Linked DNA regions of Homo sapiens: region 1 is linked to region 2. A link is an interaction called in ENCODE POLR2A ChIA-PET data of the cell type or tissue named here. Cell type or tissue: PC-3. All regions are shown on one strand. Each heading gives the region's core, and the rest is flanking DNA. Links, peaks and the distances in the headings are about the cores only. Region 1 overlaps THADA (THADA armadillo repeat containing). Region 2 has its middle 8.1 kb from the start of THADA.

Region 1 (8,340 bases), core at 267-8,266, 290 kb before region 2:
GCAGTACTCTTCAAATTGATCTACAGATTTAATGCAATCCCTATCAAGATTCCAGCTGGCTTTTTCTTTCCTCCCTCCCTCCCTCCCTCCCTTTCCCGCCCCCCCCCCAAACAAGCTGATCCTAAAATTCATGTGAAAATGCAAGGAACCCAGAATAGGCAAAGCAATGTTGAAAAATGAAGAAAGAGGACTCACACATCCTGATTTCAAGTTACTATGAAGTAATGATAATCAAGACAGTGTGCTCCTGGCATAAGGATAGATACATAGATCAATGGAATACAATTAAGAATCGAGAAACAAACCCCTAATTTATGGTCAACTGACTTTTTGACAAGGGTGCCATGACAATTCAATGGGGAAAGGATAGTCTTTTTGAAATACAGTGCTAGGACAAATGGATAGTCACATATGCCAAAGGAATGAGGCTGAATCTGTACCTCCTATCAGATATAAAAATTAACTCAACATGGATCATAAACTTATGAACTAAAACTGTAAAACTTCCAGAGGAAAACATGGGTGCAAATCTTTGTGACTTTGGATTAGGCAATTATTTTAGACATGAAATCAAATGCACAAGCAATAAAAAACAGATACAATGGACTTCAAAACTAAAAACTTTTGTCCATCAAAGGATATTATGAAGACAGTAAAAATCCACAGAAAGGGAGAAAATATTTGCAAACTGTGTGTCTTATAAGGGATTAATATCTTGGACATAAAAAGAACCCTTACAACTTGAGAATAAAAAGAGAAATAACTCGGCTGGGCGCGGTGGCTCACGCCTGTAATCCCAGCACTTTGGGAGGCTGAGGCAGGCAGATCACCTGAGGTAGCGAGTTCGACACCAGCCTGGTTAACATGGTGAACTCCTGTCTCTACTAAAAATACAAAATTAGCCAGGTGTGGTGGCACATGCCTGTAATCCCAGCTACTTGGGAGGCTGAGGCAGGAGAATCGCTTGAAACCGGGAGGCGGAGGTTGCAGTGAACCGAGATCGTGCCATTGCACTCCAGCTTGGGCAACAAGAGCGAAACTCCGTCTCAAAAAAAAAAAAGAGACAACTCACTTAAAAATGCGCAAAGGATCTGAAGAGACCGTTCTTTGAAGATATATAAATGACCAACTAGCACTAGAAAAGATGCTCAAACTCATTAGTCATTAGGGAAATGCAAATCAAAAGCACAATTAGATCCCAGCACTAGGATGGCTATTAATAAAACAGATGGACAGTAAGAGTTGGTAAGGATATTGAGAAACTGGAAACTTCATACACTGGTGGTAAAAATGTAAGATGGTTGCAGACTCTTTGGAAACAATTTAGCAATTCTTCAAAAAGTTAAACTTAGAGTTGGCATATGGCCCAGACATTCCACTTCTAGGTAAATACCCAAGAGAATTGAAAACACAGGTCCCAGCAAAAACTTGCCCATGAATGCTCATAGCAGCATTATTCATAACAACCCAAAAGTGAAAACAACCCAAATGTCCATCAAACTGATGAATGGATAAACAAAATGTGATATCTATATACTGGAATATTATTCAGCCATAAAAAGAACAAAATGACCAACATGGATGAACCTTCAAAACATGTTAAGTGAAAGAATCCACACATGAAAGGCCACAAAGGTATGATTCCATTTACATGAAATATCTTAAATAGACTTTCAAAAACTACTTGCATAAAAATTTAACTGACATGGGCAACTACTTTCAGATTATCTGTGATGTGCAGCTGGAGCTGGGAAAGGCAGGAACAGAGAACACTGAAACCACAGATGTGGCCGGTCATGGTGGCTCATGCCTGTAATCCCAGCACTTTGGGAGGCCGAGGCAGGAGGGCTGCTTAAGCCCAGAAGTTTGAGACCAGCCTAGGCAACAAAGGGAGACCTCTCTCTACAAAATAAAAAATTAAAAACAAAAACAGAAAAACCACTAGGTTGGCATAGTGGCATGCGCCTGTGGTCCCAGCTACTCAGGAGGCTGAGGCAGGAGGATCACTTGGGCCCATGAGGTTGAGGCTGCAGCGAGCCATGACTGTGCCACTGCACTCCAGCCTGGGTGACAAAGCTGCAAAAAAAAAAAAAAAAGAAATCACAGATGTTCTGAGACCCTAGTTGTTGACTAGAACGGTATTTCACTCCTGGGATGAAAATGTGGGTAGAAGGTTTCATGACACGGTTCTGCCACAGACACAACTCTCACATTATATGAGGCCTTTAACTTTGGTCACAGAAATGGACGGTGAATAAGGAGTCAGGAAAGCTCACCCTTTTCACTAACCAGCTGTGTAACCTTGGGTAAGTCACTTAAATTGCTATGATCTCTAAACTAAATTTCTAAAGAATTGTGGGCCTCTGTACTCAGCGCAAGGTTTGGAATTAACAGAGTAAACACCACGTTAACCTAGCAATCTAATAACATACCCTATATTATTCTGACTTCTGAAAGACAGCTAGGAAACATCTGTTATTTTAGAAGCTCACTGTTCCCTGGGAAAGATAATTTTGGCACAAGCAGCAGTTCAGATGACAGTTCCAGTGTTTTGGGGAAAACCAACTAATTTATTGACAACAAAGCCTGTTTTTTTTTTTTTTTTTTCCTCCTCCTTAAAATTTCATAGCTATAGGCCCAGAAATACAAAGTCCCCAGAAGACTCTAAAAATATGTTCTCAATTCCTTTTTATTTCCCACCCAGAGCTGAGAAAACAGCACCAACTGTGTCATATTAAACACATCTGCATCCAACACTGATAAAGTGCATGACCGAGGAACAGATAAGAATTGTTTTCAATTTGTTAAAATGGAAATAGTTAAATTTAACCTAATTAGACTAAATAATCAAAGCAGGTGTTTGTAAGATGCCAGTGTTTGTTTTCATTCTCTGTAACTGTTCAGCTATATTTCCCAGGAACTTAGGTAAAGGAAATTAATATGTCATAAAAATCACTGACCTATTTATTCATGTCACATATGTATTATTCATGTTTTAGGCAGTACAAATACAGGGCATTGTTGAACATTTCTCACAGATTTTACCATTTAAGCATCATCAACATCTAAGCTGGCCTGCAGAGGGGCTTATGTTACCTAACTTCCATTATATAAATACAAGCAGTAATAAATGAGAGCCTGTCTTCTAATCGTACACTGATCTACAGAGCGCACTGACTTGGCATTTAGACTATTTAGGGTTTCTGACTCCACTTGCACAAGCTGGTCACTTTTAAGACATTTAAAAGAAAAATAATAACAATAATAAAAGTTATATTCCAGTTAAAACAAAATGTTTATTGCACTTGGCAGAGTGATGAGATCTGAACTATAAATATCAACTAACAAAGAAACCACAAAATGTAGTCACCAGCAGCCTGGTATTAGGAAGTGTTTTGTGCAGTGGCCATAGGTCCACTTTCCAAGGGAAAAAGGGCAGGTGGCTGCCCGGGAGCAGTCAAGCGTGCTCTTTCTAATAACACGCTCCAGTCCTGGGTAGGCTCTCGTATTATTCCACACACCCTCAGGATGGGAAACAGAAACACAAGCAAGAAAGGCCCCATAAAAGCCTGTGACGTGGAAGCTCCTGAAAAGGGGGTCCCTTCTCTGTGGCCTGGGCATTCTGCAGCAGGGACAGAAGCCTGGGAAGTTGAGTCCACGAAGAGGGTTCTCGGACTCCCTTCCCTAAGCGAGTGACTGATGTTTCCTGACTCTGGCCCTGGTTGTGCCGTGAGGCCACAGTGAGGGCAGCTGGAGAGCTCAGGATCTGCCACCTTAGCACACATGGGATGTTAGGCACTTCTCGCTATGCCTCAGTTTCTGTGGTCTCATGAAGGAACATTAGTACTTTCTTCATTAATGCACATAAAATGCTTGGCAGTGCTTGGCATAGAGATAGATGCTCAATAAATGTTGGCCACTATTATTATAGCCCCCTACAAACAAGGAGGATGAGATTGAAAACAATGTTTCCTAAAAATGAGGGTATAATGGGCATCCTATCCATATTTCAGGGGTAGGAAAACAGCCTTCTGAGATCATTTATATGAAGGGTATGGATGGACAAATCCTTATCAGCCTAAAATATTCCTATCTATGATTGCTATGTCATTTCTTTAGGATTAATCAATCCTCTTCATGAGTCATATTTCAATATATTACACATACACATAATTATAAAAGAACCAAGTTGCATAAAATTTATAAAATGGAGACTAGGAAAGGAAAAACCCGCTCATAAAACCCAACAAGAGAGCTTAAAATGAAAGTCTGAAAGTGCAGGTAGGTATTTGTTTAAATACTTGGTAAAAGAAAATGTTCAATTCAGTAGCTGTGACAGACACAATTTTAAGGGGTGTGGGCATAAGAGAAACAGAAAGTCCATCTGTCAAAGGGGTAAATATTTAGTCAAGTCTTAGATAGTATTTCTGTAAACAGAAATTTCAATGGAAAATTTCCAACCTGAGAGCAAATAATTTAAGATGGGTTTAATATAAGAATTAAAGCTCTCGTCTCCATGTCGCTGCCCAGCCTGAGACCCAGCCCTCTGAGTCCTTGTGGCAGTTCGGCTTTTTCTTTCTTGTTCCCTCAACTACAACTGGACACTATAATTTTCTTTCCATTCCAGCAGGAAACTGATATATACTAACGATGACAGCTGGATTCAGAAGAGGAAAAAGAACACAGGGGACAGAGAGTCCTTGTGGGTTTAAAACTCAAAACAAAACCCCCAGATTTGAAAATTTTAAAACCTAGTTAATGGCTGAGGAAACCTCAAATGATTGGGAAGCACTATGATAAAAGTTTGAATTACATAAAACACATCATTATCTTAAGCTTTTCTAATAATCTTCTCTGCCTTTCTCCTTCACTGTTTTTCTCCTTGTTTATGCCCCTAGCCCTTCAACGTGGTTCTAAGACATGTCAGAGGTAGGAACAGCCTTCCAAGGCCATTTACAGAATAGGACTGGAGAGGGGATGAGCAGATGCTCCTCCATCCAAAAAAGTTTCCCTGAAATTGTTATTACTTCATTTCCTTTGGAATAATCAATCCCTTTCAAGATTCATATTTAAATACATTTAATTTAAACATATGTATATACACATAATGAAACAGAATTATGTTTCATAAAATTAGTAAAATAGAAAATAAGAGAAGGAATCTCCCCTGTAATCCCACCATTCTAAAATAATTCCTTTTACCATAGCGCTGGCTTTCATTCTAGTCTGTTCCTCCATTCCCCACTCCCTACCTCCCAAACCCCTAATATTGATTATCAAAATGGCTGGGCAAAAGCAAAGTGAATGCATCTCCAGTTACATTCTTTTTTTTTCTTTTTTTTCTTTTTTTTAGAGACAGGATCTTGCTCTGTCACCCAGGTTGGACTGCAATGGTGTGATCACAGATCACTGCAGCCTTGAACTCCTGGGTTGAAGGGATCCTCCTGCCTCAGCATCCTGAGTATCTGGGACTCTACAGGCACATAACACCATGTCCAGCTAATTAAAAAAAAAATTCTGTAGAGATGGAGTCTTGCTATGTTGCCCAGGCTTATCTCGAACTCCTGGCCTCAGGCAATCCTCCTGCTTTGTCCTCCCAAAGTGCTGGGATTATAGGCGTGAGCCACTGCATCCAGCCAGTTACATTATTTTGGAGTGACACTAGGAACTTGGTTCCATAAGGGTCCTAAAAATCCTGTAAGGATGAGGGCAGAGAAAGAAATGTCACATTGTCTTAAAAACCACACAGTCCTACTCTCTGTCTTAGATCGTCCAATGAACTCCTTTGTCTACAGGGTCAAATTGAGGCTCCTTGGACTTTGGCCTGTGAATGAGGCCTTCCATGACTGAGTTTCTGCCTCCTCAGCCTCACCAGTCACACCTGCCTGGCCTTGAACCCAACACCCCAGTTGCCATGTCCCTAGTGCTCTGAAGGCTGTGCTTGATTTGTGCCCTTACAGCTTTGGCCATGCTTCTACCTCTGTCTGTAATACCTACCTCCACCTTGCCCATCCTGGTGAATCCCTACCCACTGTCAAAACTCTGTTCAACCACTTCCTCTTCAAGGAAGTCTTTCCTGTCCTCTCAAGTAGAAATGATCTTTCTTTAGTGCCTCAAATGTGTCCCATACATACTTCCTTTAATACAGCATCTGAAAAATCCTTCATTGCACCTACTTATAAGACCAAGGCATATTCATCTCTATCTCCAGATACAAGTGCTCAATATATCTCTGAGGCTAGCAGGTCTGATGAATGAAAAAATAAATAAACAAGAAAAAAAATGATCTTTTTCTGGATCAGTCAGAGGGACAGGGGCAACCCTAATCAAGTGGACTCCTGACATTCTAAGCCAGGTATGTTATACTGCAGTGTTTTCCTAGGAAAGCAGGCATTTCTTCTTTCCTGAAGATGTTTAAAAATATGAGAACAGTGAAGGCGAGGAGGTGAACACAATGCTGCACGGCTGGAGGAGACTGGATTAGATGCATAGCTTCCAGCGAATAATAATGATAATAGGCTGGGCACGGTGGCTCACATCTGTAATCCCAGCACTTAGGGAGGCCGAGGCGGGTGGATCACCTGAGGTTGGGAGTTCGAGACCAGCCTGACGAACAAGGAGAAACCCCGTCTCCACTAAGAATACAAAATTAGCCAGGCGTGGTGGCACATGCCTGTAATCCCAGCTACTCGGGAGGCTGAGGCAGAAGAGTTGCTTGAACCCGGGACACGGAAGTTTTGGTAAGCCGAGATTGTGCCATTGTACTCCAGCTTGTGCAACAAGAGTGAAACTCCATGTCAACAAAAAAATATTAATAATAGTTAATATTATTGAGCATTTATTCTGTGCCATGCAAAGCACATTCTTCACAGACAGCTTCACATGTATAAGCTGACAACCACTCTAAGATATAGATCTTACTGTCCCCTTTTACAATGGAAACAACGTGTCTCAAAGCAGCTAAATAACTTGCCTAAGGTCACAAAGTTAGTAAATGGCAGATCTAGGATTCAAACCCAGAGGTTTGGCTTCAGTCTATGTGGTATACTTCCTACTCTGGACTTTGTGAGCTAATAATGGAGGCAGATATATATTTACATACACACATAAACACCTTGCTTGAATTCAGAAAATGAATTCACATCTATTTGATACATGAGTTTAAATAAAATCTGTATTTTGATAACAGCTGTTACTATTCTAAAAACTGAGGAGAACTGCATTTCATCAAACAGTTAATAAATCCATTTAATGAGGGCCTACTATGTGCTTAGACGACAAAGAATCTAAGACATGGTCCATTCTTTCAAGGAGCTTATATGCTAAAACTATAATATCATCACATTATTTTGAAAGCATATTGAAATCTACACATCCAAGTAAGTGATCACCTTATTTGGTGATATATTTATCTATTGCTCAACCTGTTTTGGGGAACAATTTATAAAACACACAAGAATAGACTTCACTACATTAAGCACAGTTTATTTTTATCCCAAACAGTGCTTTCCATCTTAATTGCCATTTTATTTGGTATTTGGTTATTTCTAAAAATCTATTCCATCCTCAAAGAAAGAAAATATGCTCCTACTGTTTGTGTGGATGTATTATATGAACATGAACATTCATACATATACATAAATACAAACACATCTAGCGATTTTATGAGGGCAATTCCCTGAGGACTGAATAAAATTTGTGCTGTCTGATAAAAATGAGTCATATATATGTAATTTAAAATGTAAACAGCCACATTCTTCATCATTAATAATGTTACTGTAATGTACCTTTTGGGTTATGATGTCATTTACAATTCTTCCTATCTCTCCATTTGACAAAGTTAAACACATATATTTCAATGACAGTTTTACTTTGTTATTTTTCCCATTCTAGTTGCCATATTTTATTTTATTTTATTTTATTTTTTTTGAGACAGGGTATCGCTCTGTCGCCCAGGCTGGAAAGCAATGGCATGATCATAGCTCACTGCAGCCTCGAACTCCTGGGTTGAAGTAATCCTCCTGTCTCAGCCTCCCAAGTACCTAGGCCTACAGATGTGTGCTACCACATGTGGCTAATTAAATTTTTTTTTTTTTAGAGATGAGGCCTCACTATGCTGCCAGGCTGGTCTCAAACTTCTGGCCTCAAGCAATCCTCCTGCCTCAACCTCCTAAAGTGCTGAATTATGGGCTTGAGCCACCACATCTGACCTTAGTTGCCACATTTTAAAAAGTAAAAGAAACGGGTAAAATTAATTTTGATAATACATTTTAAATTTAATCCAGTATGTCAAAAACATCATTCCAACACATACATAATTAATACAAAATTATTGAGGAA
Region 2 (8,340 bases), core at 291-8,290:
AAAAAAACAAACAATTCCATCAAAAAGGGCTAAGGATATGAATGGGCAATTCTCAAAAGAAGGGCCAGGCACAGTGGCTCACACCTGTAATCTCAGCACTTTGGGAGGCCAAGGCGGGCAGATCACCTGAGGTCAGGAGTTTGAGACCAGCCTGACCAATATGGAGAAACCCTGTCTCTACTAAAAAATACAAAATTAGCCAGGCATGGTGGTGCATGCCTGTAATCCCAGCTACTTGGGAGGCTGAAGCAGGAGAATCACTTGAACCCGGGAGGTGGAGGTTGCGGTGAGCCGAGATCTCACCATTACACTCCAGCCTGGGCAACAAGAGCGAAACTCCATCTAAAAAAAGAAGAAGAAGAAGAAGAAGAAGATACACAAATGGCCAACAAACATATGAAAAATGCTCAACATCACTAATGATCAGGAAAATGCAAATCAAAATCACGATGCAATACCACCTTACTCCTGCAAGAATGGCCATAATCAAAAAAATCAAAAAACAGTAGATGTTGGCATGAATGTGGTGATCAGGGAACACTTCTACACTGCTAGTGGGAATGTAAACTAGTACAGCCACTATGGAAAACAGTGTAGAGATTCCTTAAAGAACTGAAAGTAGAACTACCATTTGATCCAGCAATCCCCCTACTGGGTATCTACCCAGAGGAAATGTTATTATACAAAAAATATACTTGCACATGCATGTTTATAGCAGCACAATTCACAGTTGCAAAATCTTGGAACCAACCCAAATGCCCATCAATCAACGAGTGGGTAAAGAAACTGTGGTATATGTATACAATGGAATACTGCTTGGCCATAAAAAGGAATGAATTAACAGCATTTGCAGTGACCTGGATGAGATTGGAGACTATTATTCTAAGTGAAGTAACTCAGAAATTGAAAATCAAACATCATATGTTCTCACTGATCATTAGGAGCTAAGCTATGAGGACACAAAGGCATAAGAATGATACAATGGACTTTGGAGACTTGGGAAGAGTGGGAGGGGAGCGAGGGATAAAAGACGACAAATATGGTGTAGTGTATACTGCTTGGGTGATGGGTGCACCAAAATCTTACAAACTAACACTAAAGAACTTACTCATGCAAGCAAATACCACCTGTGCCCCAATAACTTATGGGAAAAAAATAAAAAATAAAGTGAATCAATAAATCAATAAATAAAATTCTCAAAAACAACAACAACAACAACAACAACAAAAAACCCCTACGTTCTCGTAGAGAATCATCTGTTACTTTCCAAACGTACAAACCCCAATTATTTCCAGGCAACAAAGGTTTTGTTTTAAAGGTTGAAATAGTGACATCTTTGAAGAAGATATCCTCTTTTTTGCTAGGCATCTGGTGGCACTACCAACTTGAGACCACTTTAAATACACTGCTTGAGGTTTTTCAGGACACAATAGCATGAATTTGAACTACAAACTTTTATAAAGTAACTATGTATTTTATTTGTGAACATGTGTTCCAAGGAAATTTTTAAAGGATCCTTAGTATATAAAAGTGTAAATGAAAACACTTGACAAGGCCTGGTGCGGTGGCTCATGCCTGTAATCCCAACATTTTGGGAGGCCAAGGCAGGTGGGTCACTTGAGGTCAGGAGATTGAGGCCAGTCTGGCCAATATGGTGAAACCCCATCTCTACTAAAAATACAAAAATTAGCCGGGCATGGTGGCGGGCGCCTGTCATCCCAACTATTCAGGATGCTGAGGCAGGAGAATCGCTTGAACCCCGGCAGGTGGAGGTTGCAGTGAGCCAGATCACACCACTGCACTCCAGCCTGGGTGACAAAGGGAGATTCCATCTTGAAAAAGAAAATACTTGACATAGTAACAGTGGACTAGATAAAAATCATAAAAAGTAATCCTTGTGTCGACATTTTCTTTAATGTAGTTTAGCATTGCAAATATGTACCTGTAAAAATAATATTTTCCACTCAATTAGAAAAGGGAATTTTAAAAATAATTATTTAGAGTTGGGCGCAGTGACTTCTGACTGTAATCCCAGCTACTTGGGAGGCTGAGGCAAGAGGATTGTTTGAGCCCAGGAGTTCGAGGCTGCAGCATGCTATGATCACAACTGTGAACAGCCACTGCACTCCAGTCTGGGCAACAGAGAGAGACCGTCTCTACAAAAAAATTATTATTATTTAATGACATGATTTTATATGTAATTATTAAGATTCTTTTACATTTGAATGGACATTTGAATAAGTAAAATTTGACCTTTTAAGGCCACAAAAGAAAGGCTTTAATTGCCTACATAATTACTACCTGTTCATGAAGGTCAATAACAGCCAAAACTTCAGAAGCAGTGTGACTGACCAGTCAAAAGTAAGGTTCTCTTGCAAGTAATCTTTTCTGTACAGAAAAACATGATAGTGTCTCCCAGTTTCATAGTCATTTTTACATCTCCCAAAATTATCACGTATGGTACTCTGCGAACAATGCATGGTGCCATGTATAATTCAGCAATCCCCCATATTAAATAGTTTGAGGTTTTTGTTTGTTTATTTGTTTGTTTTAGATGGAGTTTCGCTCTTGTTGCCCAGGCTGGAGTGCAGTGGCACGATCTCGGCTCACCGCAACCTCCACCTCCCGGGTTCAAGCGATTCTCCTGCCTCAGCCTCCCAAGTAGCTGGGATTACTGGCATGCGCCACCATGCCCGGCTAATTTTGTATTTTTAGTAGAGAGGGGGGTTTCTCCATGTTGTTCAGGCTGGTCTCGAACTCCCGACCTCAGGTGATCCACCCACCTCAGCCTCCCAAAATGCTGGGATTACAGGCGTGAGCCACCGCGCCCGGCCTGAATAGTTTTATATCTAAAATGAAGCCCAAAACTGTATACTAGACCTATGAATATAAATATTGTGTTATTTAATATGTTTGGCCCCAAGTCAGTGAAAGAAAGCAAAGTACTGTACTATTACTTATATATCTATTTATCTGTCTTAAAACAATAAACATGTATTATCTCTTAGTTTCTGTGGGTTAGAAATTCAATTTGGCTGAATGTGTCTGGCTAGGAGTCTCTCATGAGGTTTCAGTGAAGATGTTGGCTGGGGCTACAGTCACCTGACAGCTTGGCTGAGGCTGGAGAATCAGCTCCCAAGATGATTGACTGACTTCTTGGTGCTGGTTGCTGACACAAGCCTCCAGCTCCTCTCTACATGGACCTCTTCCCAGCTGCTTGGGCCATCTTACAACATGGCAGCTGGCCTTCCCAAAAATAAGCAAGAGAGTACAAGGTGGAAGATTCAGTGACTTTAATGGCTGAGCCACAAAGCAACACAGCATCATTTTGACAGTATCCTATTGGTTACAAAGGTCAGCTCTATTCAGTGAGGGAGGCTCTACACAAAGGTGTGCATACCAGGAAGCCGGTATCATTGGAGGGCCGATTTAGAGGCTGCCAACCATAGTGTATTAGGCCATCCTTGCATTGCTATAAAGAAATACCAGAGACTGGGTGCAGTGGCTCATGCCAGTAGTCCCAGCACTTTGGGAGGCTGAGGCAGGTGGATCACCTGAGGTCAGGAGTTCAAGACCAGCCTGGACAACATGGTGAAACCCTGTCTCTACTAAAAATACAAAAATTAGCTGGGCATGGTGGCACGCACCTGTAGTCCCAGCTACTCAGGAGGCTGAGGCAGGAGAATCACTTGAACCAGGAGGCAGAGGTTGCAGTGAGCCGACATTGGGCCATTGGACTCCAGACTGGGTGACAAGAGCAAGACTCCATCTTAAAAAAACAAAAAAACAAAAAAAAAAAAACCAAGAAAGAAAAAAAGAAATACCTGAGGATGGGCAATTTAGAAAAAAAAAAAAAAAAAAAAAAGGCTGGGCAATTTAGGAAAAAAAAAATGTTTAATGGGCTCATAGTTCTGTAGGCCATCCAGAAAGCATTGCACCAGCATCTGCTTCTAGGGAGACCTCAGGAAGCTTACAATCATGACGGAAGACAGAGGGAACGGCCACATCACATGGTAAAAGCAGGAGCAAGAGAGAGTGGAGTGGGAGGTAGGTGCCACTTTTACAAAACCAGATCTTACGAGAACTGACTCACTTATCACCGAAGGGATAGGCGAAGCCATTCATGAGGGATATGCCCCCATGATCCAAACACCTCCTACCAGGCCCCACCTCCAACACAGGGGATTACATTTCAACATAAGATTTGGTGGTGACACAGATCCAAACCATTTCATATAGTAATGATAACACCTTTGCAGATTTCCCTTGCTGCCTAAAATGCACTAAGGGATCATAACTAAGGAAAGACTTATTTATGATTTATTTGAATATAATTTCCATAGAGTATCTTAAGGAAACAATAATTTTCATGTCTTCTTACAAAGTTATTTACCTTTAATGACATACATTTTCATGTAAGTCAGCATAGAACATAAACATAAAACTAGGTTGATTTTAAGAAACCTTTTAGATATTCTTCAAACTTTCTCTTCCTAAGCAATCCCTTCCTGAGGGGCTGGGCGCTATGGCTCACACTTGTAATCCCAACACTTTGGGAGGCTGAGGCGGGCAGATTACTTGAGGTCAGGAGTTAGAGACCAGCCTGGCCAACATGGTGAAACCCAATCTCTACTAAAAATACAAAAATTAGCCTGGCGTGGTGGCAGGAGCCTGTAACCCCAGCTACTTGGGAGGCTGAAGCAGGGGAATCACTTGAACCTAGGAGGCAGAGGTTGCAGTGAGCTGAGATCGTGCCACTGCACTCCAACCTGGGCGACAGAACTAGATTCCATCTCAAAAAAAAAAAAAAGAAAACCCCAAAAAACAAAAAACAAAACCACAATTCCTTCCCACGTAAGAATATGTAGTGACTGTTGTCTGTGTGACACCACCCTCTTCCTTCCACACACACCAAGTTCCCACTTGAGTGACCTCAATATTCCCTGAAAGCATTGTCCTTTCATCGACTGTGCTCTCTGCTAGGCTTCATCTCACATTTTACCTCCTCAGTGAAACCTGACAAGAAATTCCTATTCTCCATCATACTTAGATTTCTGTCTCAGTGACAGCATTATCAGTTTGTTAGTTGATAGTAATTATTCTTATGCTTGTCAGTCTTCCTACTGATTTATAAACTTTTCCATGTTGGACACCATCTTTAGATTCCTAGTGCCCAGCACAGTGGCCAGCATGAGTAGCTCTGCAAATTGTTGAGTTAGGATAACCAGGCCAGCAAGTCCTCTGCAGTGGCAGCGTGCAATGGTGCTTACTTTACCACTGTGTGGCAGCAAACTACAGAAGTATTTCCACCGTTTAAAATAAGGAGGAGAGCTGAGATGAGTATTCACAAACTATAGTATAACTTGCCAGCTCAGTTGAAATAATATACTAAATTTATTATGAAATACAACTATCCAATGGAAAATTACTTTGTTCATAACATTGCTCAATACTGTTTTTAAATTTATCCACATTGTTGTTTGTACTTTTTATATCAAATAAACAAATATTTAAACTTTAAAAGAAAATGTAATAATAAGTAAAAATAGTTGTAAAATAATATGATCTAAAAATATTAGAACAGAAAATTATATACACATTGTGTTTTCAACTTTGTAAAATAATGGGTACTATGAACAGGGTTTGGAAGAGAATGGGTTTGGAGAAGCAGTTTGTCAGGCGAGTAAGATTGTGAGTGAGTTTTTTTCTTAAATTTTCTTTAGTGTTCTAACATGGGCTTAATAAACCTTTAAGGCCTGTTTTTATAGGTTGTAGAGTTGCTAATTGGAACATGCCCAAATTACCACAAAGCTGCCATTTTTTACCATTTGGATTATAATACTGTCATCTTAAAGAAAGCCCATGGTTGCGTTGGGCACAGATAGAAAGCCGTATTCTTAAATTGAGTTTAGCCTCCGTACATATTTTAAGTTTGGCCTACTGTTTTCTCCATACTTAGTTGGTTGTAACCTAACTTGATGTTAAACAGACTGTAACCTGATCTCTTAAGTAGCAGAGGCTCAGCCAGTCACAAGCAGCCAGCTGTTCAAACCAGGTTCAAATAAAGCAAATGCCCAGCTGTAACCAATCCAGTTGTTTCTGTGCATCACTTCTACAGGTCACTTTCCTTTTTCTGTCCATAAATGTTATCCAACCATGCCAAAGCCCAGGGGTCACCCTGAACCTATTACGATTCTGGGGGCTGCCCAATTTGAGAACCGTTCATTACTCAAACTCTGTTAAAGTTAATTTGTCTAAAGTTTTTCCTCTAAGTATATAAAAATTTAAAATGCATAGCACCATCTTTGATTAAAATGCTTTTGAAAAGAAAGTTTTTTTCTCATTCTTGTTGCACAAAGCATTCTTGTATCCCCTCATTATTCCCCCATTCAAAAACATCTGTCCATATGGCAATCCCAATTCTTAGCCCTATCCATAGGAGACGGGACTAGTAGCTCACTACTATGGTTTTTGGGGGACATCTGAAGAAGGAATCCCTGGGACAGGAAGAGATGGAAAAGTTTGATGTCCATTTTTGACAGTAGGATTCCACTCTACCAGGGTTCTGCAAAGGGAGAAGACACTGTATAAAACATAGTTCCAATCTTTTGAAAAAGGTAAATATTGTGTTGGGGTTTGTTGTTGTTGTTGAGACAGGGTCTCACTCTGTCACTCAGGCTGGAGAGCAGTGGTTGTGATCACGACTCACTGCAACCTCGACCTCACTGGGCTCAAGTGATCCTCTCACCTCAGCCTCCTGAGTAGCTAGTACTACAGGCAGGTGCCACCATACCCAGATTTTTTTTTTTTAATGTGTAGAGATGGGGTTTCACCATTTTGCCCAGGCTGGTCTTGAACTCCTGAGCTCAGGCGATCTGCCGGCCTCGGCCTCCCAAAGTGCAAGGATTATAGATGTGAGCCACCACACTCGGCATTGAGTTAAGTTTTTAATATCCATATTAACTAATATTATCCTGTATCCACACGTAAGGTTTCTGGAGCAGAGCGGATTACTGTTATTTACTTACAGCCAAAAACAATCCCATGGATCCCCTGTACCCAAATTCTTATCCCTTAATGATACAACGAGAGGTGGCTGAACAAACTCTACATGTAAGTAATATGTATTATAAGTGAGGAACCCCCACTCCCCCAATTTAATCTAGGTGTTGATGTAGAAGGGAGAGGCAGCTGTACTTCTTCCTTCTTCCAAGAGTTTCTCTGGAAACACGATGGGAAGATTCCTGGGTTTTTACTTTAACCCTTTGGAATATGAATAAACTTCTGGGGAAAGGTAAGTCCAGTGTCACCACTTTACCACCCTGGGATGTCTCCACAATCCAGGTCTCATCCCCCGGTGTTAGTCCCTTTTCATTGCTATAAAGGAGTACCCAGGGCTGGGCAATTTATAAAGAAGAGAGGTTTATCTGGGCTCACGGTTCTGCAGGCTGTATAAGCAGCATGGCCCTGGCATCTGCTTCTGGCGAGGCCTTGGGAAACACAATCATGGCAGGAGGTGAAGGGGAAGCCAGCGTGTCACATAGCAAGACAGGGAGCAAGAGAGAGCGAGGTGGGAGGTGTCAGGCTTTTGCATAAACTAACTGAGCAAGAACTCATGCATTACCATGCAGAGGGCAATAAGCCATTCATGATGAATCTGCCCCCATAATCCAAATACCTCCACCAGGCCCCACCTCCAACTTTGGGATTATGTTTTAACATGAGATTTGGAAGGGACAAAACATCCAAACCATATCACTCGTGCCTCTTGAAAAGTAAACGCATACCTCCAGGTTTACCAGGAGGTAAATCTCTCTCCAGAAGATAAATCTCCAGTGGAGATGTGTGTGTTATGAAGGTCTCATGTCTATGTCTAGTAAATCTCTCTTGTGCGTGTTTCAGGTTTCTCTCACTATCTGATCCATAAATTACTGTCCAGGTCCCCAGTAAAATTTGCTTAGAAAGCCCTAACTTGCAGAAGCATAAAAGTATTTGCTACCCCCAAATTTGCATGTTCAAATTAGTGTGACCTTTCACACTTCTTTTAATTTTCTTGTAATTACTTTGAGTATATAAAACTCTTTTTTTTTTTTTTTTCTGGCTGGGTGCGGTGGCTCACATCTGTAATCCCAGCCCTTTGGGAGGCTGAGGTGGGCGCATCATGAGGTTAGGAGTTCAAGACCAGCCTGACCAATATGGTGAGACCCCGTCTGTACTAAAAAATACAAAAAAATTTGCCGGGCGTGGTGGCACATGCTTCTAATCCCAGCTACTCGGGAGGCTGAGGCAGGAGAATCGCTTGAACCCAGGAGGCGGAGGTTGCAGTGAGCCAAGATCACA

What was found. Peaks named below come from ENCODE experiments on the same cell type or tissue, not always from the same donor. Only the 100,000 strongest peaks of a DNase experiment are listed, where the experiment ranks them.
Region 1: POLR2A ChIA-PET joins it to region 2 with 16 read pairs; 3 of 35 experiments call an interaction of 5 or more read pairs at or near these places.

The regions. Positions count from the first base shown.
Region 1 is chr2:43,310,129-43,318,468 of GRCh38, forward strand. All of the region lies in intron 31 of THADA (THADA armadillo repeat containing), which reads right to left. Among named protein-coding and RNA genes, the nearest start is that of LINC01126, 87 kb to the left of the region's middle. In PC-3, for the core only: no CTCF peak of the experiment used is centred there; DNase peaks (open chromatin) are centred at 1,383, 3,383 and 7,693; H3K27ac peaks cover 982 bases.
Region 2 is chr2:43,600,012-43,608,351 of GRCh38, forward strand. No RefSeq gene overlaps it. Among named protein-coding and RNA genes, the nearest start is that of THADA, 8.1 kb to the left of the region's middle. In PC-3, for the core only: a CTCF peak has its summit at 5,277; a DNase peak (open chromatin) is centred at 5,270; H3K27ac peaks cover 94 bases.